Regions from separate parts of the Homo sapiens genome. Here region 1 is linked to region 2. A link is a loop called in an ENCODE intact Hi-C map of the cell type or tissue named here. Cell type or tissue: CD4-positive, alpha-beta T cell. All regions are shown on one strand. Links, peaks and the distances in the headings refer to the core of each region. The heading gives the core; the rest is flanking DNA.

Region 1 (5,388 bases), core at 210-5,209, 860 kb before region 2:
ATAAGTAAGCTGGGTGCAGTGGCTCATGCCTGTAATCTCAATGACTTGGGAGGCTGAGGTGGGAAGATTGAGGCCAGCCTGGGCAACATGACAAAATTCCATCATTACAAAGAGATTAAAAAAAAAAAATTAGCTGGATATGGTGACACGCACCTGTAGTCCCAGCTACTCAGGAGGCTGGGGAGGGTGGATTACTTAAGCCCAGGAGTTCTAGGTTGTAGTGAGCTATGATTGTAATCATGCCACTGCACACCAGCCTTGGTGACAGAGTGAGACCCTGACTCTGAAAGAAAAGAAGAGAAGAGGAGAAAAGAAAAGAGAAAAGCAAAACAAAAACAAATGTGATATGGGGCATTTGAACAGATGACATGCTGTGGGGATCGTACGGCTCCTTTAGAGTAGGTGAGCAGGAAAACCGTCTGAACAGGTGACATTTCAGCTGAGACCTGAATTACAAGAAAGAACAAGTCACAGTAAAATGTAGAGAATATTCCAGGCAGAAGAAACACCAGCACAAAATCCCTGAGATGGGGATAAAACTGCTGTGTTCAGAGGGTTGAGAGGAAGAGGAGAGTGGTGTGTGATAAAGTTGAAGGGCCAGGGTCAGGTCACACTGTCAGGACCTCACAAACCTGAGAGCTGTTTAGAATTTCCTGGGGAGCTTTAAGAAACATGTGGGGCCTTCCTCCAGAGATTCTGATTCACTTGATCCAAGGTGGGGCCCAGGCATCAAAAGATCCCAGGGGATTCCTGTGTGCAACCTAGTTAAGACTCACTGATGTCTGGGGTTCACATGCCATGGTAGGCAGCCTGCATTTTCTCCTAAGTGGGATGGGAAGTCACTAAAGGGTATGGAAGCAGAGAAGTGATGGGATTTGAGTGATTTATTTAAAAGATCTCCCTAGCTGCTGTAAGGAGAATGGATTGTAATGAATCAAGAAAGAAAGCAGGCCATTATTGTTCAAGTCTTTTTGGAGACATATGCTTTAATTCCTCTTGGGTAAATATTTACGAATGAAATTGCTGGAAATACCCCAATGTCCATCAAAAGGTGACTAGATAAACAAATTGTGATATGTTCATACAATAAAATACTACTCAGCAATAAAAATAAAGAACTACTGATACACAAAATAACATAGATGCATCTCAAAACCATTATGCTGAGTAAGACCAGCCAGACACAAAACAGTATATGCTGTACTATTTCTTTTATGAGGTTTAAGAAGAGGTAAAACTAACCTATGGTGATAGCAATAGAAGTGGCTGCTTCTAGGGGCACAAGGATTGACTGAAAGAGGGTTACTAGGGAATTTATGAGGGTAATAAAAATGTTCTACATCTTGATTATATGGGTATACACGTTTATAAAAACTCTTTGGATGGTACACTTAGGATTGGTACATTTCACTGTATGCAAATTTAAAAAAAAAAAGAACTACTACAACTACACACATAATAAAATGGCTTAAAAAAGAAAAAAAACAATACCAAGTGCTGGAGAGGATGTGGAAATCCCATGTTACTGATGGGAATACGAAATGGTATATCTGCTTTAAAAAATAGTTTGGCATGGTGGCTCATGCCTGTAATCCCAGCACTTTGAGAGGCTGAGGAGGGCTGATGGCTTGAGCCCAGGAGTTCGAGACTAGCCTGGGAAATATGGCAAAACTCCATCTTTATGAAAAATACAGAAAATTAGCCAGGCATTGTGGTGCGCATCTGAGTCCCAGCTACTTGGGAGGCTGAGGTGGGAGAATCACCTGGGCCGGGGAAGTCGAGGCTGCAGTTTAGCTGTGATTACGCCACTGCACTCCAGCCTGGGCAATGGGAGTGAGACCCTGTCTCCTTACCAAAAAAAAAAAAAAAAAAGTCTGGCACTCTTTCTCTTTTTTTTTGAGATGGAGTCTTGTTCTGTCACCCAGGCTGGAGTGCAGTGGCGAGATCTTGGCTCACTGCAACCTCCGCCTCCCAGGTTCAAGCAATTCTCCTGCCTCAGCCTCGTGAGTAGCTGGGACTACAGGCAAACACCACCACGTCCAGCTAATTTTTGTATTTTTAGTAGAGACGGGGTTTCGCCATGTTGGCCAGGATGGTCTCAATCTCTTGACCTCGTGGTCCACCCACCTCTGCCTCCCAAAGTGCTGGGATAACATGCATGAGCCACCGTGCCCAACTTCTGGCACTTTCTTATAAAATTAAACAGGTACTTACCATATGACACAGCAATCTTACTTCTTGGTATTTACTCAAGAGAATAAAATATGTCACAGAAAGACCCTTATGTGACGGTTTACAGCTGTTTTATTCACAACAGTTGATTTTTGAAAACCAGAGAAAAGCATCAGGGATTACAGTTGGGAGACTATGGCAGTAGTCCTGGTGAAAGACAGTAACTAGGTCTAGGCTGCTAGGAATGAAGATGAAGAGAAGTTAACAAATCCAGGATGTATCTGGAGAGAGAGTCTAAAGGCATTGCCAATGGTGTGAGAAGAAGAAAGGAATCCAGAATGACTCTAAGGTATTTGGTATGAGCAACTGGATGGATGATGATGCCATTTATGGGGCTGTGAAAGAATGGGGAAAGTAGGCGAGGATAGACAAAAATCCAGGGTTCTCTTTTAGCCATGTTAAGATGGCTTATTAGACTTCACAAACAGTGGAGCAGTAGATTTGGGAAAAAGATGCCTCCATCTTTTATTGTTAGAACATAAACTGTCAATCTGGTGACTAGGAGGAGGCTGTGATGATAGGTGGCAGCAGAACGCCACGCTTTGGAGTTGTGATAGTGTGTCAGGAATAGGCTGACAAGCCACAGAATTAGGTATGATCTAGAATCTCTGTAGAATTGTGGACCTAACAGATAGAAGGAATAGAAAAAGAATTCAGGATGAGATGAAACAATCAATAGCTTAATCCAAACAAATGGTGTAATCACTGAATGGAGGTTTATAGGAGCTAATCAGGCTTGGAAATTAGATAATGATATGATTTAGGTTCAAAGATGTGGGCTAATGTGAGCATTTCTTATTAGTTATGTATTGCTATGAAACAAATTACTCCAAACTTTAGAGGCTTAAAACAATAATAAATGTTTATAATTTTACAGGGATTCTGTGGATTAGGAATTTAGGAGCTGGCCGGGAGCGGTGGCTCAAGCCTGTAGTCCCAGCACTTTGGGAGGCCGAGGTGGGTGGATCACGAGGTCAGGAGTCAAGACCAGCCTGGCCAACTTGGTGAAACCCCGTCTCTACTAAAAATACAAAAACAAAAATTAGACAGGCGTAGCGGCAGGCGCCTGTAATCCCAGCTACTCAGGAGGCTGAGGCAGAGAATTGCTTGAACCTGGCAGGCAGAGGTTGCAGTGAGCCAAGATTGCACCACTGCACTCCGGCCTGGGTGAAAGAGCGAGACAACGTCTCAAAAAAAAAAAAAAAAAAAAAAAAAGAAGGAATTTAGGAGCTGCTTGATGTTTCTGGTGTTTCCTTGTTGTTGTTGCTTTGGGGGAGGAAGAGGGCAGAATGGAGTGGCTCATTTTTAATTCAGGATCCCTCATGAGGTTGCAGTCAAAATGTTGGTGTGAGCTGCAGTTATCTGAAAGCTTGGCTGGGGCTAGAGGATCTACTTCCCAGATGGGTGATTCATACTCATGGCAAGCTAATGCTGGCCATTGGTAGGAGGACTCAGTTCCTCACTACATGACTGCTCCACAGGAGTGCATGAGTAGCTGGCTTCGTCCAGAGCAAATGATCCAAGAGCATGCAAGGTAGAAGTAGAAATGTTTTTGATGACCTAGCTTCAGAAGTCACTCTACATCATTTCCACACTGTCTTATTGATTTTCCAGGTCAGCCCTGTTCAGAGTGGAAGTATCCACCCAAGGGAGTGACTATGAGGTGTGAGAGAATCTCTGGGGGTTATTTTGGAGGCTGGCTACAACTCCTTTTTAAGTTCTAAAGTTCATGTCATATTAAGAGTAAAAGGAACTCATCTCCTGGTAGTGGTGTTATGAACAGAATTCCCTAGGTATTTGTTTATGTTTGTTTGTTTTGAGACGAGGTCTTCCTCTATGGTCCAAGCTAAGGTGCTGTGCTCACTGCAGGTTTAACCTCCTGGGCTCAAGTGATCCTCCAACCTTAGTCTCCCACATAGCTGGGATCTCAGGCGAGCACTACCACATCCAGCTAATTTTTAATTTTTGTAGAGATGGGGTCTCCCTATGTTGTCCAGGGTGGTCTCAAACTCCTGGACTCAAGTGATCCTCCCACCTTGGCCTCCCAAAGTGCTGGGATTACACGTGTCAGTTACCGCATTTGGCCCCCGTAGAAATATGTGGCTCTAGACTTCGTGCAATACCAGCTTTGGAAGGTATATTCAAAAGAATTTGAGAAAAATCTTTTGTTTTTTAAAGCAATAAGTGTTTTATTTTATTTTATTTTATTTGTTTGTTTTTTGAGACAGATCTCACTCTGTCACCCAGGTTGGAGTGCCCTGGTGCGATCTGAGCTCACTGCAACCTCCGCCTTCCAGGTTCAAGGGATTCTCCTGCCTCAGCCTCCTGAGTAGCTGGGATTACAGGCACGCACCACCATGCCTGGCTAATTTTTGTATTTTTAGTAGAGATGGGGTTTCACCATGTTGGCCAAGCTGGTCTCGAACTCCTGACCTCAGGTGATCCGCCCACCTTGGCCTCTCAAAGTGCTGGGATGACAGGTGTGAGCCACCACACCCGGCTTAAAGCAATATGTATTTTAAACCTAGGTAGGTTGACAATTAAATATAGAAATGATTAAGAAAATCAAACATGCTGGGCACGGTGGCTCACGCCTGTAATCCCAGCACTTCGGCAGGCAGAGGCGGGCGGATCACCAGGTCAGGGGATGGAGAACATCCTGGCTAACACGGTGAAACCCCGTCTCTACTAAAAATACAAACAAAACAAAACAAAAAACAAAAAAACATTAGCCGGGAGTGGTGGCGGGCGCCTGGAGTCCCAGCTACTCTGGAGGCTGAGGCAGGAGAATGGCGTGAACCCGGGAGGCGGAATGGCGTGAACCCGGGAGGCGGAGCTTGCAGTGAGCCGAGATCGCGCCACTGCACTCCCGCCTGCGCGAAAGAGCGAGACTCCTTCTCAAAAAAAAAAAAAAAAAAAAAAAAAAAGAAAAGAAAAAAGAAAAATATATTAGTCGTGTAGTACTTATTTAAAACATATGATCTAAGTAATTGACTTACATTTGTGATTTTAAGTGGAAATATTTCAAAATGTAAATGTAATATTAGACATTTAAAAGAACCTAAAATTAACATATTTTTAAGATTAATCGATTGCATATATATGAATCACATAAATACTTGAAAAGGAATTTTTGTCAGTCATACAACTGAAGTA
Region 2 (5,388 bases), core at 272-5,271:
CTTGTCAAAGATCATTTGACTGTATAAGTAGACCGGATTATTGGTAGTTTCTCTCTTGTGTCCCATGGTCTGTATGTCTATCTTTATGCCAGTACCATACTGTTTTGATTACCCTAGCTTAGAATATGTTTTGAAATAAGGAAATATGAGATGTCCAGACGTATTCTTTCTTCTTGAGATTGTCTTGGATATTCAGGTTCCTTTGTGGTTTCATAAGAATTCTAGTATTTTTTTCTATTTCTACAAAAATAAAATGTCATTGAGATTTTGATGGGGATTGCATTGAATCTATAGATTGCTTTAGGTAGTATGATATTTTAACAATATTAATTCTTTCAATCCATAAACACAGCATGCATTTCTTTGTATTTGTGTCTTCTTTAATTTCTTTCAGCAGTGCTTTGTAGTTTTCTTTTTTTTTTGAGACGGAGTCTGGCTCTGTCGCCCAGGCTGGAGGGCAGTGGCACAATCTCGGCTCACAGCAAGCTCCGCCTCCTGGGTTCACGCCATTCTCCTGCCTCAGCCTCCCAAGTAGCTGGGACTAGAGGCGCCTGCCACCATGCCCGGCTAATTTTTGTATTTTTAGTAGAGATGGGGTTTCACCGTGTTAGCCAGGGTGGTCTTGATCTCCTGACCTTGTGATACTCCTGCCTCGGCCTCCCAAAGTGCTGGGATTACAGGCGTGAGCCACTGTGCCCAGCCAGTGCTTTGTAGTTTTTACTGAACTAATCTTTTGTCTCCTTAGTTAAATCCTAAGTATTTTATTCATTTTGATGCTATCATAAATGGGATTGTTTTCTTAATTTCCTTTATAATTCTTTTTATTGCTAGTATATAGAAATTTTTTTGTATATTGATTTAGTGTCATGCAACTTTGCTGCATTTATTTATTAATTCTAATAGGTTTTTCTGTAAAAGTGTTTAATGTTTTCTGTGTTTACAATCATGTCATTTGCAAACAAAAATAATTTAATTTTCCTTTATGATGCCTTTCATTTATTTTCTTTTTTCTGTTTTCTCTCTTTTATTTATTTTTTATTTTTTTGGCTTAATTGCTTCAGCTAGGACTTACAGTAGTATGTTGAATAGAAACAACAAGAATGGGCATTCTTATCTTGTTACTGCTCTTAGAAGAAGAGCTTTCAGTTCTTCAATGTTGAATATGATGGTAGCTGTTTTCAAACATGGTCTATAATATGTTGAAGTAATTTTCTTCCATTCCTCCTGTATTAGTCTGTTCTCACACTGCTAATAAATGCATACCCAAGACTGGGTACTTTATAAATGAAAGAGGCTTAATTGACTCAGTTTCACATTGCTGAGGAGGCCTCACAGTCATGGCAGAAGGCAAACGAGGAGCAAAATAATGTCTTAAATGGAAACAGACAAGAGAGCTTGTGTAGGGGAACTTCCGGTTATAAAACCATCAGGTCTCCTGAGATGTATTTACTACTAAGGAACAGTATGGGGGAACTGCCCCCAAGATTCAGTTATCTCCACGTGACCCCACCCTTGACACATGGGGATTATTACAATTCAAGGTGAGATTTGGGTGGGGACACAGCCAAACCATATCACCTACTTTAAGTGTTCATTGTTTTTAAAAAGGTGTTAAATTTGGCAATTTTTTCTGCATCTATTAAGATGATCATGTATTTTTTATTATTTGTTTTGTTAAGGCAGTGTATCACATTGATTGATTTTCATATGTTGAAAAACTTTTGCATCTCATGGGTAAATCCCACTTGGTGATGGTATATGATCATTTTATTGTGCCCCTGAATTCCGTTCATTAGTATTTTTCATACTTTCTTCTTTATGCTTCACTCAGAGAAGCTTCATGCATCACTGTTACAGAATTACAGCATTCTCTATTTATCTTTATATCTATCTTTACCAGCATACTTTACACTTTTGTTTACTTGTGGGTTGCTGTCTGGTGTCCTTCCATTACAACTTGAAGGACCCCTTTTAGCATTCTTGTAAGGTAGGCCTGGTGTTTATGAAATACTTCAGTTTTTGTTTATCTGGGAAATACTTTATTTCTTCTTAATTTTTGAAAAACAGTTTTACTTGATATATTATTCTTGGATGGCAATATTTTTTTTTCTTAAGTAGTTTGAATATATCATCCTATTTGCTTCTGGACTGCCAGGTTTCTGCTGAGAATATGCTAAGAGTTTTACGAAAGCTTCTTTGTAAATAATGAATTGCATTTTTTGCCAGTTTCAAAATTCTTTCTTTGATTTTTACAATTTGATTATGACATGTCTTGGTATGGGTTTTCTTGGTTTCATTCTGGTCTTCTTATACCTTAGATGTCCATTTCCTGCCTCAGATTTGGGGACTTTTTAGCCATTGTTTCTTTAAACAAAAGCTTTCTTCATCTTTCTTCCTGATCTTTTGGTATTCAAATAATGTGTATATTGATGCATTTGATAGTGTCCCATAAATTCCTTACATTTTCTTCGCTCTTTATTATTATTTTTTTCTCTTTGTTCCTGACTGGATAATTCCAAATGACTTGCCTTTGATTTTATTGGTTATTCTACCTGTGTGTTCAAGTCTGCTGTTGAAGCCCTGTAGTGAATTTTTAAATTCAATTATTGTATACTTCAGTTCCAAACTACTGCTTCATTGCTTTTTTTAAAAAATTATCTCTTTGTAGATATTGTCATTTTGTTCATGTATCTTGTTCCTGAGCTCATTGAGCATGCTTATGATGGTTATTACGAATTTGTTATAAGATAAAGTTATATAATTCCATTTCTTTTGGGTCATTTCTGGGAAATTTATTTTGTTCCTGTGATTAAATCATGTGTCCTTGTTTCCTTTGATTAGGCCATGGTTCCCTGTTATTTTGCACTTAGATCCACACATTTGAGAAAACAACCACCTCTTCTAGTATTTAAGGACTGGTTTTGTAAATTAAAAGACCTTCGTCAGTCAGCCCAGCTGGAGATTCTGCGACCCCTTAAACCTTTTCTGTTGATATGTCTTCTCTAGATTTGTATGAGCAAATTCTATATTAGAAGGATTTGCTGATATCTTTTTGCAGGTACTTCTAATTTATTGCACCCTCTGGTGTCTGCCTGCAGTACTGCAGATTCTTCGGAGTTTCCTCAAGCTGCCCAGTTCTCTTTTTGTTCTCAGTGATCCCTAGGCTTCTAGCATCTGCTAAGTTCCGTCAGTGCTCTAAGTTGGGTGAGACAGAAACCAGTTCCTGGAGCAATCTCTCCAAAAGCTAGAACACTGGATGCACACTCAACTCTTTTTTCCCGGTGGGGAAAGACTTCTGAACTTATTTTTCCTATTCCATGAGACCCCTGAAGTAGCAGCAAGTCACTCAACTCTCTTGCTTTCAGTGGCCGCCAGTAACCTAGTGTATGCTGGGTCTTGTCATTGGTCTGATTTAGGTGAGACAGAAACTAGACCCTCAAACAGTCTTCCGACTAGCCAGAACATTGGATGCATATGTTAACTCCCTTCCCAGGAAGAAGCTGGGAGTTTGGGGCTTTCTTCACTCATTCCATGCTGAGCTGTGGAGGAAAGATTATGGCAAATGAATATCTACTACTTTAAACTGTCACCTTTGTTCTCAGCTGCTTCCAAGCTGGCATCCTTTCCTGTCAGAGCTTAGATTCACCAAGACAGAAACCAGTCCCTTGGGCAGTATCCTGAAAAGTCTGAATATTGGACATATGGTTTAGTCTTTTCCTACGCAGAGAGAAGCCAGAAGCTGAGGAGATGGGAGAGAGACTTTAGTAAGTAAGTACCATCAATATTTTTTACCCACTTCAATGCAGCTGGTTTTTTTTCCCAAGGTTCTGCCCAATACAGCGTTTGCCCAAGGTTTAAGAACTTATTAATTGGTGTCTGTATTCCTCACAAAGGGAATTAGTCCTTGTATTGTTGTTGAGTTAGTGTCTCCAGTGGGGGAAGAGAGTAGGGCTTCCCATTCCACCATCTTGCCGATGTCACATTCTCATTATTAGATTATTTTAAATAATAAATTTATTCATTGTCAATGTGTCAAACATTGTTACTTCCACTTTCTTTTGGCTACGCTTTTGCTTAATGCTTTTAAGGGAAGCACACTATTCTTTATAAAAGTATTCATTATAGAATACATTGTAAATCCAAACAGAAAATAATTGTGTTCATTTATGCAGTTTTATACTCCCTTTCATAAGAACCCTGGAATAGCTACCTAATGTTTAAACATAAAAATATATATCTTCCTTTTATTTAACTTTCTTTATTTATCTCTATAAATATCTCTATAAATGTATCTCTCTAAATACATAAAGAGTGGAAATTTGGATCCTATTGGATTAGTAGATTTTTCAATATTAACAAACCATGGATATATCTTGAAAAATGTTTTCAAGGGCTACACAAAACACTGTAAGTTTAATTTCCTTAACCTTCTTTCAATTGCAAAACAAAACAAAACTATTTTGACATAAAATAGATTTTGATCATCACTGGACATTATTACCATTGCTTTATTCAACCAATATTCATTTGGATTTACCTACATAATTATCTTTTCTGTTACTTTTCATACACTTCCATTTCTGAGCTTTTACTAGGATCTTTTATTGGCAGAAGGTAGATGATCCCAGTAGGATCGCAGTAATTTTATTTTAATGTCCATGTCTAATAACTCGATTTCTTAGATTTGTCATGGGCCTGTTTCTATAATAGGTTTATCCTCTTGGTTTATATTAAATGTTGTATTTTTATAGCTGTTTTTTTAAGAAATTAAATGCTAGACACTGTATATTAAAAACTATAAAGGGGATTGGATGCTTTGAATGGTATTATACCTCTCCTAAGTGGACTTGGTTTAGTTTCTAATAGGCAGGTAGAGTATGACAATAACTATTCAGATCACTTTACTTCAATTATGAATTCAAATAACTTGTCTGGGCTTCAATCTTCATGACAATTGCTGTATTTCTCATTTACTTTTACTCCTAGAGTGTAGCCATTTTGAGTCACAACTAAATGCTTGGGGTCCTTTTCAGAGCCTGTCTATACTGCTGAACTCGAAATTCCAAATTTTGCCTAACCCCTTGAGTCTCCTGAAAGTTCCGCTCTGCTATATGTTTTGGGATTTCAAATGCCTTGAGACAAAAAATAATATCAAATTCTGGAGTCATTAGTCTGGACCTTTTCCCCTTGGTCTTGGTCCTAAAAATCTTTATTGACAAAATAACTCTTTAATGTTTTTATAAAGATTAAAAAAATTACTTTCCCTAGATTTGATAGGTGCTCTTAGCAGGAAGTTTAGTCTAAAACAAACTATTCTAACATTGTCACTAACAGAAATTTTAATGGTCTCAGAGTAAAGATGTGTGGCATCTTTACTGTTGTCTGTGG

The links. Peaks named below come from ENCODE experiments on the same cell type or tissue, not always from the same donor. Only the 100,000 strongest peaks of a DNase experiment are listed, where the experiment ranks them.
Region 1: a loop joins it to region 2, with 18 times the contacts of the local background. A loop is called at or near these places in 3 of 110 quality-filtered maps.

The regions. Positions count from the first base shown.
Region 1 is chr4:128,779,767-128,785,154 of GRCh38, forward strand. No RefSeq gene overlaps it. Among named protein-coding and RNA genes, the nearest start is that of JADE1, 27 kb to the right of the region's middle. In CD4-positive, alpha-beta T cell, for the core only: a CTCF peak has its summit at 2,760; a DNase peak (open chromatin) is centred at 2,755.
Region 2 is chr4:129,638,288-129,643,675 of GRCh38, forward strand. No RefSeq gene overlaps it. Among named protein-coding and RNA genes, the nearest start is that of LINC02466, 130 kb to the right of the region's middle. In CD4-positive, alpha-beta T cell, for the core only: a CTCF peak has its summit at 3,086 (motif pointing left); a DNase peak (open chromatin) is centred at 3,094.